Regions from separate parts of the Homo sapiens genome. Here region 1 is linked to region 2. Evidence: chromatin loops called from intact Hi-C (ENCODE). Cell type or tissue: HCT116. All regions are shown on one strand. Each heading gives the region's core, and the rest is flanking DNA. Links, peaks and the distances in the headings are about the cores only.

Region 1 (8,641 bases), core at 235-8,234, 440 kb before region 2:
GAACACTTCCAAAGGGAGCAGAGATATGCAGAGGCACATGTGAGCAAAAAGAAGACAATTTGGTATTGCTAGAGCGCAGAGTAGGATGGGTGGTGGGGATGGAAAGTGTGGTGAGTCATCTAATGAAACCTTGGAATTACCCTGTAATACCCGGGGAATTACCCGGTAAACTTACAAGACTGTCGTTATCATGTTCGCATTACAGATGAAGAAATGAGGTTCAGAGAGGTTGGGTAGCTTGTCCAAATCACAGAGCTAGCAAGGGCTAGTGCTGAAATTTTGAGCTTGACTGGTCCAGTTCCAAATACCTTGCCCTTGGAGGGGTGTGATAGCCTGGCCTGGGCTGTCTGCTTCTACTGCCAACAAGCTATGTGACATTGAGCAAGTTAATTAACTGCTCTGTGCTTCAGATTCCTCAGCCACAAAAATGGGAATGGAAGTTAATATCTACCCCACAGGGCTGGGTTTTCCGAGGATTAAAAATTTAATACATGTGAAGAATTTTATAGACAGTCTAACATGTAGTAAGGGCCCAATCAATATTAGCTCCTATTATTAGGGTGGATTAAAAAAGAGAGGAACTGAAAAATCACATCTCAATTTGGAGTCCTTTGCAATTGTGGGGATGAGAGGTATTGGCATGGAGGGTGAAGGAAAGGGCAAGTGTGTACGTAAAATGCCATATTCCCTTCTAAAGCTGTTAGTCTAGAGACAGCCTCAGCCACCTTCTGGCCTTGGTTTCTTTGTCCCTTTCTGCTGCCCGCAGATAGGAGGGGACGAACGTGTGCTGCCTTGAGGAGGGTTGGTGCTCCTGAGAAAAATATAGATTTCTTTTGCGAGCTTCAGGAAACCGCATCCCAGTGGGCACTGCAGTATTGACTGACCTGCTGGGACGTGTGGTTGCCAGGAGCAATGCAATCAGCTTCTTGGCCCAGTCCTTCTCCCCGTTGCTCCCAATGACTCTATTTCCATCCAAGTGGTTTAGGGCCCTGTCACTTCCCAGTACTTTCTGTTTTCCTTCCCTGGAGGTGGGGAGCCAGATGCTATGACCTGGTCAGAGGCAGGGTGGATGGAGGGGTCAGCCAGGGACTCCCGAGCTTGGTGAGAAGGAGACAGCTGGTGGAGTGCCATGCACCGTCTGTGAGGCAAGCAGCTCCAGCTTCAGTGGGATCTGTGGGCACCGAGAAGAGGCGCCACCCCATAGCATCCTCTGGTCCCTCCTCTTTCAGGCCTTGGTACTCTCAGCCCTGGCTGGTCATGTCTTTGGGCGACTTGCCTGACCTGTGTCTGTTCACATGCTGGGGACTGTGGCAGAAAAGGTTCAGAGAAAAGAAAGAGTCAGCAAGGTTTGAGGAAGTTTGGGGAGGCTTTGGGGAAGAGGATAGTGAGGAGGGTAGAGGGAGGTTTTCTGGAAAGAGAGGGAAGGAGGGACAGGTGCTGCAGTGGAGGGAGCATCGGACTGAGCTCTGAACACTCTGATGGAATCCTCTCCATCTAGTGTCCTCGCTGCATTCCCAGAACTAGCACAAGGTCAGAGTAGGAGCGCACCAGAGTCCAAAAATGAGTGAATTACTGCCAGAGTTGGAGGTTTGGGTTCTAGTTTTAGCTGTATCATTACCTTGATTTGTGGCCTTGACAATTTATATTCACTTTTTGAACTGGGGGTGTGGCCAATGCAACACAAACCACAAGACCTGAGAGTGGGGATGATGGCAGGTCCCACAAAGGAAAACTGGGGGTCAGGAGGGTGTAGTGGCTCAGGCCTGTAATCCCGACACTTTGGAAGGCTGAGGTGGGAGGATTGCTTGAGGCCAGAAGTTGCAGACAAGCCTGATCAACACAGTAAGACCCTATCTCTACAAAAAATTTTAAAAAGTCATCAGGCATGGCAGTGTGTACCTGTAGTTTCAGCTGTTCGGGAGGCTGAGGTTGGAAGATCACTTGAGCCCAGGAGGTAGAGGTTGCAGTGAGCAGAGATCATAGAGATCATGCCACTGCACTCCAGCCTGGGTGACACAGCAAGACCCTATCTTCCCCCACCGAAAAAAATGGGTGTCATTACCAGAGGCAGGAGAATGGATGGTAGGAAGGCCTTCACTCACACACACACTGACTCTCACACACACACACACACACACACTGACACACACATGCACACACATACACAGAGGGATGCTCTGCATATACACAGTGGTTCTTTGCTCCCTGTGACTCTTCCCACATCCCTCACAAAAACCACGTTATTCACAGTAATAACCGTGGGTCAGTGCATTGTTGGAGGTTCTGATGAGAAATTGGGACTCTAGCTTCTCAGCTCAGTAGTGGGGCTTCTTCACACCACCCTGGGATAGATGCTTAAAGTCCTGCAGAATCCTGGCGTGTGATTTTTCAGGACCTGATAATATTCCAGAGGGGAAGAAAGGGCAGATGCATTGACTGACTAATGGGTTCATTCACTATCAAGCATTCCAAAGCATCTTTTCCTTGTCAGGCTCTGGGGCTGATTATGGAAAGTACATGAGTCAGTGCAGGCTACATTATGTTGGCATAAGAAGCATCCTCTCATGTAAATCTCCAAGCCTACTAACAACAAAGATTTATTTCCTGCTCATGCTGTGAAATCATCACAAGTTGGCTGAGGGTTTATTTTTCACCCTTCCTATGGGATTGAGCTCATAGAACAGCCACCGTCTGGAATATTGCGCTCCTTGTGGCAGGAGAGTAGAGCTGTTGAGGCACACACTGGGTTTCAGGGGTAGAGGTGAGTGAAGTGGGGAGAGGAGGGAGGGATAGGCCTGGTAAAGTGGGTGGAGGCTTGATGGTGAAGATCCTTGAGGAGTTCATGGTAGGAGTTGGACTTCATCTTGTAGACAGACCTTCCTCAGAGCTGGCCTCACCTCTAGAGTTGAACCTGAACTTTCCCTTTTGGCATCCAGGATGAGAACAGGTGCCTGCTCTGGACAGGTCCATGGTCCTGGGGAACTCCTGGTCACAATTTCACACATCATCAGATCCTGCCTTGGTGTGGCCTGACCTGGAAAATCTATGTCACTGAGGAGAAGCCGTTTAGAAGAGATAACTGGAATGCACTCTCAGTTTAGATTTAAGCTCTCACCATCTCACCATAAGTAAGTGCCAAGCGGTTATTAAACAATACATTTGCAGAATTCTGACAACTGTAAGAACCGTTCTTCTCCTACAGTGAATATTTCCCCGTAAATAAACTTGTAATACTCCACTGGCTTTTAATTAACCCTACTCGCCTCTAAACCCATTTATCTTTTAAAAAGATAGTTGTTCCATGTGCAATATGTGTCAATAGATAATTAAAATGTTTTTCTTAGAGAATGAACAGGGAGATGTGATTTATGCATTTCAGAACCTCGTTATTAAAAATGTTATTTATTGAGGTTTAACACCTGTTACTAGGTAACCATATAGTGACTGTGTCTCTTTAATATCCAAATTAAACTGGCACTGCAGACAGAATGTGAGATGTTAGCAAATTTCTTGGGTCATAATTAAATAGTACAAGTGACAAACGTTCAATTCTTATTTAGGAATCAAACACCATGATGTGGCTTCCTTATAATGAGGAGTTGGGAGGGCGTGTCCTTGTCGTTCTGGGAACAGCCTGGCTGTGTCGCTATTTCAAACAAAGACATTTCATGTTTTCCAGAGCAGCAGTTTCTTCTAGAAATAATAGTACAAAGTGTTCTGGGAACCTCAGAAGAAAAGATGATGTGAAACTGCTTTGGCGAGTGGAGACTTTTCCAGTGCTAGCAGCTGACCTGAGCCCCACCCCTGGAAGTAGACTTGTGGTCTGGTGGTCTCTACTCTCAGAGAGGAGCCCCTACCCACTGGAAGCAGGCAGCTCTGGCAAAGGGGCTCCTGCCTCTCCAGGCTGCCCCTCTCTACCCACCCTGAAGAAGCTTCATGCCCACACCTCAGTCTAAAGAGGCTGCTTGCTATTTCATTTTCCATTTGCCCCATTATGATTTGATTGTGTCCCCTGAAAGATGTCAAAGTCCTAACCTCCAGCACCTGTGAATGTGCCTTTATTTGGAAATCGGATGCTCAAGTTAAGATGAGATCACTAGGGTGACCCCCCACCCCCATCTAACATGACAGTGTCCTAGTAAAAAGGTGGCATTCAGGAATAGAGACAGGAGTGCACCCAGGGAGAACACCATGGGAAGGGGAAGGTGGTGCTGGGAGTGCAGCTGTAAGCCAAAGAATGCCAAAAATGCCCAGAAAACCCCTCTCAGCAAGGAAAGAGGCAGGGAACAGGTTCTACCTCACAGCTTTGTTAAGAGCCAGCCCTGCTAGCACGCTGAGCTCAGACTTCCGGCTCTAGAACTGTGAGACAATACATTTCTATTGTTTAAGGCTGTGGTCCTTTGCTACAGCAGGAAGTGAGTCCACCCCCTGACAAGTAAACCTCACACTCTGCTCCTCCTGCCAATCCTCCCCGAGTTCTTGGGGGACCTTCACCTGGGGACCTGAGGTGCAAATCAAAGTACTTGGCCATTTAAAGTGACTGGGTAGACTGACATGGGGTGCACAAGGCAGTCAATTTGGGCTATGGAAGAAGATATTATATTATTTCCTTATCAATTCCTGTTTTTGTGTATATTTTATCATGTACAAAACATTAGCATTGTAGTACATGTATGTGACTTATAAATAAACCTGTACTCATATTAAGGGGAGGTCCATGATCAATAATTATCCTGTTTCATTTCACTTTATTTATTTATTTTTTTTTGGAGGTGGAGTCTTACTCTGTTGCCCAGGTTGGAGCGCAGTAGCATAATCATAGCTCAATGCAGCCTCAAATTCCCGGGCTGAAGCAATTTTCCAACCTTGGTCTCCAGAGTAGCTGGGACTACAGTGAACCATCACACCTGGCTACTCAATAGCTTTTGACTGATAGAGGTGTGTGATCAAACAGGTGGGAGGCCACAGTTCCAACAGAGGGAGTCAGTGCTGGAAAATTAGAACAGGTGACTCCTGGTGAGGCAGATTTCAGGTAAAAACCAGAGAAGGGATTTTAAAACTCAAATGAGAAATCTCAGGAATGCAAAAGAAGATTCAACAAACAAAAGTTTGGCGAGGAAGTGGCAGCCCTCCCCTCACACTGCAACACAGACAGATCCTGTGCTTACTTATGATGTCATCACACTTATCACAATTTGTAATACCCTGACCTCCTTCAGGGCAGGACCCTGATTGTCTCTCCTGGAGGTCCCCCACGCCCTTCACCACTCCTGTCCATGGGAAGCACAGGAAGTGGACAAAGAGGCCCTACCTGGAGGGAGCTGCATTTGGCCTTGGTGGGGCCTGAGCTCTGGACCCAGAATATAAAGAATCTTTATCTTTCAGCCACCTCATCCTGACAGTGACAGGAGAACTGCCAGTCAGGGGAGGCAAAAAGGGACAGAGTGAGAGAGAAGCGAGAAGGCAGAATGCAAAGGGAGAGGTAGGTAAACAGAATGGTGCAGGAGGACGGTGTCGGAGAGGCAGAGCTAGAGATGGTCAGTGAGGGCTGACCATGGAGACTGGAAGGCAGAGCAAAACCAAGAGACAAGTTCAACACTGCCGAACGGTTGGCCATTTGGTCATACATTCTCTTTTCAGTTACGTCTAGGGCTCTGCTTCTTCATGATTGCAATCTGTATCTTGTTCACTCATTTGAATAAACATTTTGTACAGATATTTACCCCTGGGCATTTGGAGCATTATATTATGCATCCTAGGCTGTGCCCTTGTCTTAGAAAAAGGCATCATTTTGGGGGATCCTGAGGCAACAGTCTTCAGGCTGTGGAAGGGAAACTCTGGGTGTCAGCCATGAAGCCACCCATGCAGGTGTCCTGGTCCCTCTTCCCCTGGGAAGCTGAGAGTAGACCCTCCCCCAGCAGGAGTTCTTCCTGTCCTGTAGCTGCCTTGATTCCAGGAGAGAGGAGAAAGAATGCAGAAGGGCTCAGGATGCCTCCCTTCCTCTCCTCCCTGTGTTACCATAGCATCCCGTTTCCTTGGTTACCGGTGGCCAAGGAAAGGACACTGGGTAAGTGCAGGATTTTGATGGAGCTCTCTGAAGAGAGATGTCAGCGAGGACCTTGTCTCTTTTTAAAGAACACACATTCTGAGAGGTTGCTCAAGAATGGGGGTGGGGAGAGAATGGGACTGTTCCCTATGAAGTTGGAATTTAGAAATTTCATCTCACTTGATAGAAATGAAGCACTTAAAAGACAACTCTGAGAAATCAAAGCCAGGGAGACCTTAACCAGCTTTGCACATTGCTGGAGATTTAGAATGGGCAGGAAGACCAATATGCTAATTAAGAAATGATTTCTGCAAATGCTCACTTTTTCTGCAAATGGCTCCTAGCTTGGATTAGCTCAGTAAATCTGGCCTGCTGCTTCCCCCGATAACTAAGCATCCATGGGGACAGTGGGGGATATGCCATTTCTGCTGTGAGCATCTTGGCATCAGCCTTGAACTTTCCCCAGAAGCCACACGAGACCTATGAAACCTCTCCAGGGATCCTTTGGGTGTTTTGTGGGTTTTCGTTGTCGTTTTTTATTTGTTTGACAACTAAATGATGTTAAAGAGAGTAGACTTCAATTCCACTCATTTTAAAATTATACTTTAAGTTCTGGGGTACATGTGCAGAATGTGCAGTTTTGTTACATAGGTATATATAGGCCATGGTGGTTTGCTGCACCTAACAACCCATCACCTACATTAGGTATTTCTTCTAATGTTATCCCTCCCTTAGCCCCACCACACTCCAACAGGTCCTGGTGTGTGATGTTTCCCTCCCTGTGTCCATGTGTTCTCATTGTTCAACTCCCACTTATAAGTGAGAACATGTGGCGTTTGGTTTTCTGTTCTTGTGATAGTTTGCTGAGAATGATCGTTTCCAGCTTCATCCATGTCCCTGCAAAGGACATGAACTCATCCTTTTTTATAGCTGCATAGTATTCCATGATGTATATATGCCACATTTTCTTCATCCAGTCTATTATTGATGGACTTTTGGGTTGGTTCCAAGCCTTTGCTATTGTGCATAGTGCCACAATAAACATACATTTGCATGTGTCTTTATCACACAATGATCTATAATCCTTTGGGTATATACCCAGTAATGGGATGGCTGGGTCAAATGGTATTTCTAGTTCTAGATCCTTGAGGAATTGCCACACTGTCTTCCACAGTGGTTAAACTAATTTACCCTCTCACCAACAGTGTAAAAGGGTTGCTATTTCTCCACATCCTCTCCAGCATCAATTGTTTCCTCAGTTTTTAATGATCGCCATTCTAACTGGCGTGAGATGGTTATCTCATTGTGGTTTGGATCTGCATTTCTCTAATGACCAGGGATGATGAGCATTTTTGCATATGTCTGTTGGCTGCATAAATGTCTTCTTTTGAGAAGTGTCTGTTCATATCCTTTGCCCACTTTTTGATGGGGTTGTTTGTTTTTTTCTTGTAAATTTGTTTAAGATCTTTGTAGATTCTGGATATTAGCCCTTTGTCAGATGGATAGATTGCAAAAATTTTCTCCCATTCTGTAGGCTGCCTGTTAAAGGGTTAATCAAGATATTATTTTCCCTGATAAGTTTTTCCTGACTTCTCCACCCAAATTAGGCACCCTTCCTTAAGAACTCAAAGAGCTCCATGAATGTTTCATCACTTACTACATTGTTTACTAATTAGATGATTACTAGTCTGTTTCCTCCACCTGACTTCGGAGTTTTCTCATTTTTATGACTTTTTCTTCAGAGTGTTTTATTTTTGGAGAAAGAGGTAACACATAAGTGTGTTTTAAAATAATTAGATCAATAGAAAGAAGTGTATAGTGAAAAGCCTCTTCAATTTGGAGACCCTCATTTCCTGTCTTCCACCCCCTGCCCAGGGGCAACCATTGTTTCAAATTCTTATGTATTCTTCTAAAGGGTTAATGCAGAAATGAGTCATTTTTCTGCTCCCCCTCCTACTCCTCCTTGAGCCTCTATCTTCTTTCTTCCTTCTCCCTGTAACACAAATGATACAATATGACACCCTATTTTCTCATTACTTTTAACAAAATTAATCTATGTTGAAGATATTTTCATATGAGAATGTATAGAACTGTTTTATTTTTTAAAACTGCAGCATAGCATGCTACTGTGTGGGTCTCCCTCTGTTATCCATCCTGGGTTTCCAAAGACCCCCAGGGCAGACCCTAGTGTACAGTAGATGATCAGTAAAAATTTGTCAAATAAATGAATGAATAAAAATTCTCCATGCCAAGAGAGATTTTATTTACAGCATCAGGAATATGGAAAGATCAACTGCCTGAGCAACGTTTTTCCCCCCAAAAGTGAGATATATATGTATTTGGACAGGGTGGTGTGAAGGAATACCAGTGGACCTGCTAAGGAAAGTGAAAAAAGATCAAAAGGGCCATAAATGGAACTGGACATAAGAGCCAAGCTTGCTGGGACTTTTATTTGTATTTATTTATTTGATGACAGGTGGCCTCTCAGCTGGTGTTCTGTGGATACTGTTCATTCTTTAAAAGGGCTGGCCTTTTGAAGTGTGGGGCCTGGATTTGTTCCTTCTCTCTGTATTTTGGGGCTGGGGGCAACATGAG
Region 2 (8,641 bases), core at 257-8,256:
TTAAACTCTTAGGATATCCCATAACCCCCTGTAGCTTATGGCAGCTAGATTCATGACAGACAATCTCTCTAGAGTCAATTTGGTTTTTCTCTTAACTCACTCAAGCCTCTGGGAATGAAAGGTCTAGCCCTTGAAGGCTACTTTTGGTAGAAGACGAGGTTCAGTATTAAAAAGGAGGACAGAGGATGGAAAAGAACACAACTACATCAATAGTTTCTCCACATTATTTGATGTTCAGAACAGTCCCATGAAGAAGATATAATATTCCCTTTCTACAGACCAAAAAATTAATATTTGGAGAGGTAGAAAGACCACCCAAGGGAACACATATTTAGACGGAAAGCCCAGTTCTGTCTAGTGTTTAAGTCCTGGCCCATTCAGCTACTCTGCTCTGTAACTATCACCCATTTCAGCACCGCGGACAGAGGCAGAGCCCTCAGTCTTCCCTGTAGGTGGGATGGAGGCAGAGGGTGGTAAGATGGGTGCTAAGTCCCAGGGAAGATATGTATCCACCAAAGTGCCTGAATGATGAGAGGGAAGTCAGAGCTAAGGAAGGACACATCATGGACATCTCTTTACATGTGTATCAAATTGCGTTCTGTTTAGAACCATTTTCTAGCCTCCCACCAAGGACGTAAACAGGACAAGCACTGTCATCTGTAAAGTGCCACTCCCAGACTGCCACCCAGAGTTCATAAAAGGCTCAGATGAATCAATAGGTGGGAAAGTTATCTGGAATTTATAAAAATTCACTGTTAAGGAGACGACTATCACAGACAAACCCCAAAATCAGCGGTTTAACACAATAGACATTTTTTCTGACTTGTGTAAAGCCCCAGACAGGGATTGCTGCCTGTCAAAAGGCCTGACTGGCACTTGTCTTGAGGCACACTCTGGTGCCCAGGCCCCTTGCTCCTTGTTGCTCTGCCACCTCTGAAGTGGCTTCTAAGGTCACTGTATTTATCTGTGTCAAGACAGAGGAAAAAATCATGAATAAATAAACCCAGGGAGATTTGTATGAGCCAAGCCTGAAATTGGCACACATCACTTTGGCTCATACGTGGAGGACTGGGAGTGCAGAAAGATGAGGAAATGGGTCTTACTGAACACAGAACCACAGAACTCTGTCTCCCTCCTCTCCAAAGCTGAGAAATTGCCACAATCAGAAAGTGTGATTCCCATCTGAGAGTTTAAGAGCAGGAATAGATTAAAGACAAATCATGTAAAATACCTTGACTCCTAGACTTGCCGAAGCATTCAGCCTGAGCCATCTTTACATGTGGATAATCTTGGATTTCCCAACTGGGCTTCTTGCACACTCCATGGTAGAACGTCAGAGGAAATTTTTTTCAAGCAAGAGCTGTTAGATCATGAGATTCCCCAGAAAGATACAGATACAGGTATATGTCATATTACTGGAGATTCTAATTCAGCTACCTTCACAGGCCTGGGAATGTGTTTTTGACACAGGGGCATTAGGATTGTTTCAGCTGCAAGTGACAGAAGTCTAGCTCACACGGTCTTAAGCAAGAAAGGAAATGTATTGATTCCTATAAGTGCACCAGGATCTAGATACACTGTCAGGCACAGCTGGATGCAGACTCCAACAGTCTCATTGGGATACCCACCCTCTCCTCCCATCTCTGACCATCCCAGGTGGCTCCCTTCATGGGTCAAAGTGGCCACCAGAAGCTCCAGATACATCTTTTTATCAACAGCCCCAGGAGAACTTCTCTTTCTCAGTAAAATCCCACAAGGTATTTTTTGGCACTAATTGTCTTGGCTTGGTCCCATTCTTATCCCTGAACCAACCACTGTGACCAAAAACGTGGTATTCTCTGATTATCCAAGCCTGATTCACGAGCCCACCCATGAGTCTGATATGAGGTCCAGTCCATACAATCTACACAAGCTAGGTCTGGGGCATGGTGGTGCCCCAAGGACAGCTGGGGTGCCTTTCCTAGAAGAAAGGGGGCAGGGAATGGGTGCTGGACCAGCATCAGCAGCAGAATTCTTAGGCACTAGACTGTGGGGGGCTCAGAGAGGCATGGGAGCCCTGAGGTCCCCACAAGGTGTGGGATAGTCTTTCAGACCTTCAGGGGGGGTCTCTGCTCACTAACCTGCTCAAAGCACCCTGGCCCACACCGTGGGCAGCTGGAAGGTGCCAGTCCACTGAACATGTGTGATTGGCATGAATCTCCTGCTTTCCTTTGTCAGAAGGCTAGGAGTGGATTTGACCCGTTTACTCAGACCCTCTCAGTGGCCCTGCTCCCACAGGCTCACCCCAGCAGGGCCCAGTGCTTGGCTGCCAATGACGCCAAGGATATTAGCTGACAGTGACTTAAAACAGGGGTTCATGACCTCAGGGTAACCGAGGAACCCCTGAATCTGAATTCATCAGTCTGTGTATATGAATGTGAGTGCCTCTCCTTTCCCCACAGGAAAAAATCTACAACTTTCATCAAATTACTCAGGGAGACTTTATTCTAAAGAGACTGAAAACGACCAACATCAATTTTGACTCCTATGGGCATCTGTAAATAGCTTCAAGGTTTTAAGGTGAAATGTCATGTACCAAAATACACATTCTGGAGAAGCAGGAAGCTACAGACCAACTTGAGATGAAAGTCTCATATCAATGTTTTCCCAAGTGTGCTCCTTGGAATACAGGTTGACATGATATGATGCCCAGCAAGGGAAACAAAACATATTCATGTTCAAATTAGTTGGGGAAATGCTGGACTAAATAAGGTTTGATGGGATTCTTTTTTCTGCAGGACTTCTCAGAAGGGGCTAGAGTAGGCAAAGTTTCCCAGATTTACCTAATAAAAGCATTGTTTCTGTGGGAGTTTCATTTGTTATTACATGTTTCCTGAATGCAGATTCATAGACTATCCTTTGGGGAACCCTCGTCCTCACGGGATGTATGTTCATGGTGGTGTCTTCGAGTTTGTGCCCTTGTGAAGCATTCTGGCAGCAAGCATCTGAACACTTCCAAAAGGGGGCGATATTTAGGAGAAATCGCTCAGCCTGAGTTAGAACAAATGCAGCTGCTGGTGTCTCTTGGTGCCTGGGAGCCCTAGAGTGTCAGAGGGAGGAGCGTGCACACTGGAACCAGCAGCCTGGTGCTGCGTCTCAGCTCTGTCGCTAACTGGCTATGCACCTCTGGGCATGGCACTTAACCCTTCTGAGCCCCAGCCCGCCATCTGTAAAAAGGGCTTGATGTGAGGATTGAATGAGATCATGCAGGGAACACAATGTCTGGCACTTGGAAGCGTCCACCATAAAGAGCCAAGGCAGTAGATGGCCCAGCTGGGTTTGGTCCAGGCAGAGTTTACCCTCTGCCCTGGAGGCTCCAGGAAATGCTGCCACGTGGCTCCTATTGCCTTAACCACATCCGACCTGTTCCTGACAGCTCCCCACATCTCCAGCTCCTTTGCTGGTGCTCCAGGCACCTCCAAACGTGGCGAGCCCCTCTCCCCTGCCCTCTTGTGGCAGCTGACCTGGCAGGAGTGGGACCAAGACATCCAAGGCAGCTCCTTTCCACCTGCATGGGCACTTTCCTCAGGACATCCTTGCCCCTGGCACCACCTTGGGCCAGCAAGCCACATGGAAATGGATGCAGAGGCACCACTGTTTGCTGACAATTATACACTGTCCTTAAGGTCACCCTTGGCGATCTGTCACCAGGAGCAGACAAACCCACACCTCAACCATCCCATCAGAGCTTGTTTCTATCTGCATCTGTCATCGCTGATCGCATTTGAATGGGTTTAGTCTCTATTTTAAATAAAAGATTTATGCCTTAGCTGTCAGAGCCTGCCTTTATTTGAAAATTTAATCTTGTTTCTAGGAGTCTAGATTAACTTATTAGATTTAGGCGTCCCTCGTGGGTCTCTGAGAGAGGAGGAGTAGATTCTCCTCCCTGCATTCGGCCCTGCACACCCGACAGTGAGAGCCAAGAGCTGGATGGGCTTCTCCATCCAGCACGCCCAGGCTGGACAGAGGCCCCCAACTCAGGCAACTTTGTCGGGTAACCGTGTGTCCAGGGAGTGCTTTCTTGCACGCTCCGTCTCCGGGCCAGCTTCCAGGACCTGTGCTCACTGCAAGGGACACCCATCAAGCCGGCCCTTTCTCAGAGGTTTTGGGGAGGCTTCAGGAAGGACCCCCAGTGGGGGCCCAGCTTGTCAACATGGGCTGTGCCAAGGAGTTCTGAGTTTCCTTCAGGTCTGTATTGTATCTTCCACCCCCTCAGAGCTCCCTCCCTACTGCTTAGACCACACGAAGCTGTGGGGCTGTGGGCAGCCAGTTCACTTCCCTGACCTTGTCTGCAGGTGGAGACAGTGGCAGTGCCCCTCCCGGGCTGCTGCGTCACTCAGTGTAAAAGCAGGGAGGCACTGGAGAGCTGCTGTCTGCAAGTTTGTTGCTACTTCAAAAGGTGCAGGTGGGCCCTCACCTCCTTTAGAGGTGAGGATGAGCTACCCAAAGTGAAAAGGAGCTTCTCAGCGTCGCAATGGAGTCACGGCCAGGCTGCCCACACCAGCCGTCCGGACCTGCACCAGTGCCACGGGGTCTGCCCCATCTTCTCTTCCCTCTCCTTCCCCTCTCCCTCTCTCTCCCTGTCTCTTTCTCCTCTCTCCATGCTATTGACTGAATGTTTGAATTCCCTGCAAATGCATTCCTAACCCCCAATGTGACTGTGTTTGGAGACAGGGTCTTTAGGAGGTAACTGAGGTTAAATGAGGTTGTAAAGATGGGGCCCTGAACCGATGGGACTGGGGTCCTTATGAGAAGAGGAAAAGGGGTCCCTCCCCATGGAGGGACGACCACAGCGAGGCAGCAGCCGCCCACACGCCAGAGAAGGGGACTCAGACGGAAGCCTTGCTTCACCGGCACCTTGATCTTGACTCCTAGCCTCCAGAATTGTGATAAATAAATTTCTGTTGCTTAAGCCCCCAAGTCTATGGTATTTTGTCACGGCAGCTCCAACAGATTCAGATGCTCTCCCTCCTCCCTCTCATTCCTTCCCTCCTCCGACTCCCCAGCACCAGAGGTCCCGGACTTTCCCGTTGCAATTCCGCCATCTGCTGGTCGGTCTCAAGATAGCAGGCAAGGTCCGTGCCTCGGAGCCGGTGTCTCCTCTAGGGTAGCCCAAGGCAAGGGTGGCCCTTCCACAGCCAGCACCCCACCCCCCTCCCAACGCACACACTCATACACACAAGCACACATGCAAGAGCACAAATGCGCATACTCATACATGCACACAGGCGCACACACACACACAATGCACACATGCACGTTTACACACACACAGACACACACACGTGCACGCGCACACTCACACTCATACACATGCCCACACACATTTACACTCACACACACATGCACATTCTGGCATATGTGAACACACAATCACACTCGCACACAGACACATGCACATTCTCACACACACATTCACACATGCAAACACACTCATACATGTGCGCACAAACTAATATACATGCATTACACAAACACCTATCACCCACTCCACTCACATATCACACACACACATCCCCAGCCAAGGATGAGCCAAGCTGGCTTCTCACCACCCCCTGGTTTGCCCTCCGTATACATTTCCCCAGACATCTCAATTCCTGACGAATGGGCAAAACTTTTATTGAGCCACGCGCTTCTTAAAGTCAGGACCACGGCCAACTCCTCTCCTTATCAACCCTCATTGCCCGCCCCACTCAGTGCCTGGCACGCAGTAGGAGTGCACCAAGTGTTCAATGACTAAAGGAGGCAGTTCTCTTTGGGGGACTGAATTGGTTTTCAACTCTTTGGGGCTGTGAGCTCAGAAGCAGGCATCTTCCTCCTGGTTGGAGCTCAGGCTCACAGGCAGGTGTCCCCACACTTGAGCCCCTGCACACAGCCCCAGGCCACCTAAGGGGTAACTGACGAGAGCATCATCACCTGTCTCATTAGAATGGCCCCAAACCAATCTCTGCAAACCAACTCTGAGTGGGGACACACATCTCTTGCTTTGTCACTTGGCAAAGCAACTCAAAGGGAAGGAAGACACAGTGGCTGTCTCCACAGTTCAGCTGCCTGGGAGGTGCTGTTATCTGATGGGCTAATGAAGATGGATCTATCCAAGGGGAGAGGGAACCCCAGCTTCACTGTGCAACCTTGAACCTCCTCTGTGGCCCTAGTTTCTAAATCGGCCCAGTGAGGCTGGGGAAGATGAGGCTCCCAGGCCTGGCATACTCAGCGCAGGCTCACTTCAATCTCTGGAGGGAGGGCCAGGCTGAGGGTAAGGAGAAGATGGCCCACCTCAGGCTCAGCCTCAAAAGGGGAGTAATGACAGGATCATGCACAGCAAGCACTGCCCATCTTCCACTGCCTGTGCTCTGATATGGCTCAGTACAGTGACCACGGTTACTGATGTTGTCTTTATTTAAAATTTTGAGGCCAGGCACAGTGGCTTACGTCTGTAATGCCAGCATTTTGCGAGGCTGAGGCCAGCAGATCACTTGAGCCCAGGGGTTCAAGACGACCTTCCTGAGCAACATAATGAAATCACATTTCTACAAAAAAAAAAAAAATACAAAAATTAGCTGGGTGTGGTGGCACACACTTGTAGTCCCAGCTACTTGGGAGGCTGAGGCGGGAGAATCACTTGAACCTGGGAGGTTGAGGCTACAGTGAGCCACATTTGTGCCACTGCACTGTAGCCTGGGTGACAAAGCAATACCCTTTTTTAAAAAAAATGATATTTTATTCATTGTGGATTTTTTGCATAAATTTTGATTTTTTACAAAATATTACATCAATGAAAGTGAGTACTCAAACAGGTACACGTTCACCTATGTTCCTGGCAGTGTTATTCACAATAGCCGAGAGGTGTCAGCAACCTAAGTGCCCATGATCAGATGAAAGGATCAACAAAATGTGGTCTATCCACACAATGGAATAATAAGCAGCTTCAAAAGGAAGGACGTCCTGACTCAGGCTACAACACTGCTGGACAAATCCTGTATGATTCCACTGCTATGAGATACCTAAAGTCGTAAAATTCATAGCAACAGAAAGTAGAATGGTGGTTGCTGGGGAGGAGGGGGAATGCGGAGTTTTTGTTTAATGGGGGAGAGAAAGAGCTGGGAAGATGGGTGGTAGTGATGGCTGCAGAATGGAAATGCACTTACTGCCACTCAGCTGTTCACTTTAAAATGGTTACAATGGCTAATTTTATGTTATGTGTACTTTACCACAATAAAAAATGCTGCATGATTTCTTCATCTTGATTATTTATCTCCATTACTGAGGTTTTTTTTGGTACCCTCTTGAATTTTATGCATGAGTTGGGAGCTTCCTGTCTCGCCCATGTCCGGCCTTGAATTCCCCATATCGTCTTCATTTTACAGAGGATGGGGCTGAGCCTGAGGAATGTGAGAAGTTAAGAGGCCTGCCCAAGGCCATCTGGCAAACCAGAGGTGAACCAGGAATTCAAAAGCCAAGCTCCCAGCTGAGGGCTTAGTCCAGTACAGCTCCCCCTGCTGCCCACCCCCAAGAAGCTTCCAGGGAGCTCTGTCTACACCACCAACCTTTGCTGCTCCTAGAGGGGAGACTGACTCCACAGGATAGGGCCTCACTGGACCCAGAACTCCTAGAGTCCAGCTGCGCCCACCCCTTTAGAAGATAGGCTCCACATCGACCCCACAGAGAAAGTTCTGGGCAGATGTGGGGCTGCTGGGCAAATGGGGAAATCAAACTTGGCCAAGTCCAATTTTTGCATTCTCTGGCTGTGACAATGGCTGCAACTTGTGCCCCTTCATCCTTCTCTTTTCCTCCTTCACTAACAGAATCCACATTTTCTAGCTAGACACAGGCTGCTGGGAACAAAGCCCTCATTTCCTTGCTTCCTTTGCTGGCTGTGGCTGCCTGCGACCTTAGATCTGGCCAAAAACCCAGAGTCAAAGCATCATGTACAGCTTCAGAGAAGTGTCCTTATAAAGAGCAGTGCCCCCTTTCCTCTCCCTCCCTCATTCCTGCTGTCTGGGAAAGCAGGCATGATGGCCAGTGCACATACCGCCACATAGGAAGAAGCCATGAACTGAGGACAGTGGAGCCCAGGATAAAGGGGGCTTGGGCCAGCCCTGGCCCACCGATCTGCTCTCTTCTGTTTGAGTCTTGGGTCTCAGCAGGACACAAGGCCATATGCCCCGTAACAGCAGCCACCGTGGCTTCCGTTTCCACAGAGCAAGGCCTGTCTCTCACGTAGATAATTCTCTAGTCCCTGCTGGTCTTTCCTGGAACACTTCCCAGTGAATCACTTTCACACAAGTCCTCCCTGGGTGGATTTCTGGAAGCCCAACATAAAGACTTCCCTCCCCTTCCCAGCTGGTCTTTCATAGGCCACATAGTGTCCAGTATAGCTGAGGGCCAGCTCTGGATCACCTCACCCTTAAGTGAAGACAGAAACTTTTACCAAGAGTAAGTCACTGCCATGTGCACTTGGGCAAGCCTCCTGGCCTTGGTGGCTTTAAGTTTCTCACCTGTGAAATGCAGATAAAGCCAAATAAGAAAGCAGGCATGAACACGTTATGTAAAGTGTAGAGTCATGTCACAGACTGAATGTTTGTCCTCCCAAAAATCCATG

What was found. Peaks named below come from ENCODE experiments on the same cell type or tissue, not always from the same donor. Only the 100,000 strongest peaks of a DNase experiment are listed, where the experiment ranks them.
Region 1: a loop joins it to region 2, with 9 times the contacts of the local background. A loop is called at or near these places in 15 of 110 quality-filtered maps.

Annotation. Positions count from the first base shown.
Region 1 is chr16:48,908,259-48,916,899 of GRCh38, forward strand. No RefSeq gene overlaps it. Among named protein-coding and RNA genes, the nearest start is that of N4BP1, 300 kb to the left of the region's middle. RefSeq lists an enhancer at 36-275. In HCT116, for the core only: a CTCF peak has its summit at 3,638; a DNase peak (open chromatin) is centred at 3,623.
Region 2 is chr16:49,345,599-49,354,239 of GRCh38, forward strand. It overlaps LOC124903689 (a long non-coding RNA gene), which reads left to right. Exons shown (of 2, transcript XR_007065068.1): 2 at 1-4,959. Among named protein-coding and RNA genes, the nearest start is that of C16orf78, 24 kb to the right of the region's middle. RefSeq lists silencers at 240-534, 307-507. In HCT116, for the core only: CTCF peaks have their summits at 3,015 (motif pointing right), 5,087 (motif pointing left), 5,288, 7,538 (motif pointing left) and 1 weaker place; DNase peaks (open chromatin) are centred at 3,063, 5,093 and 7,523.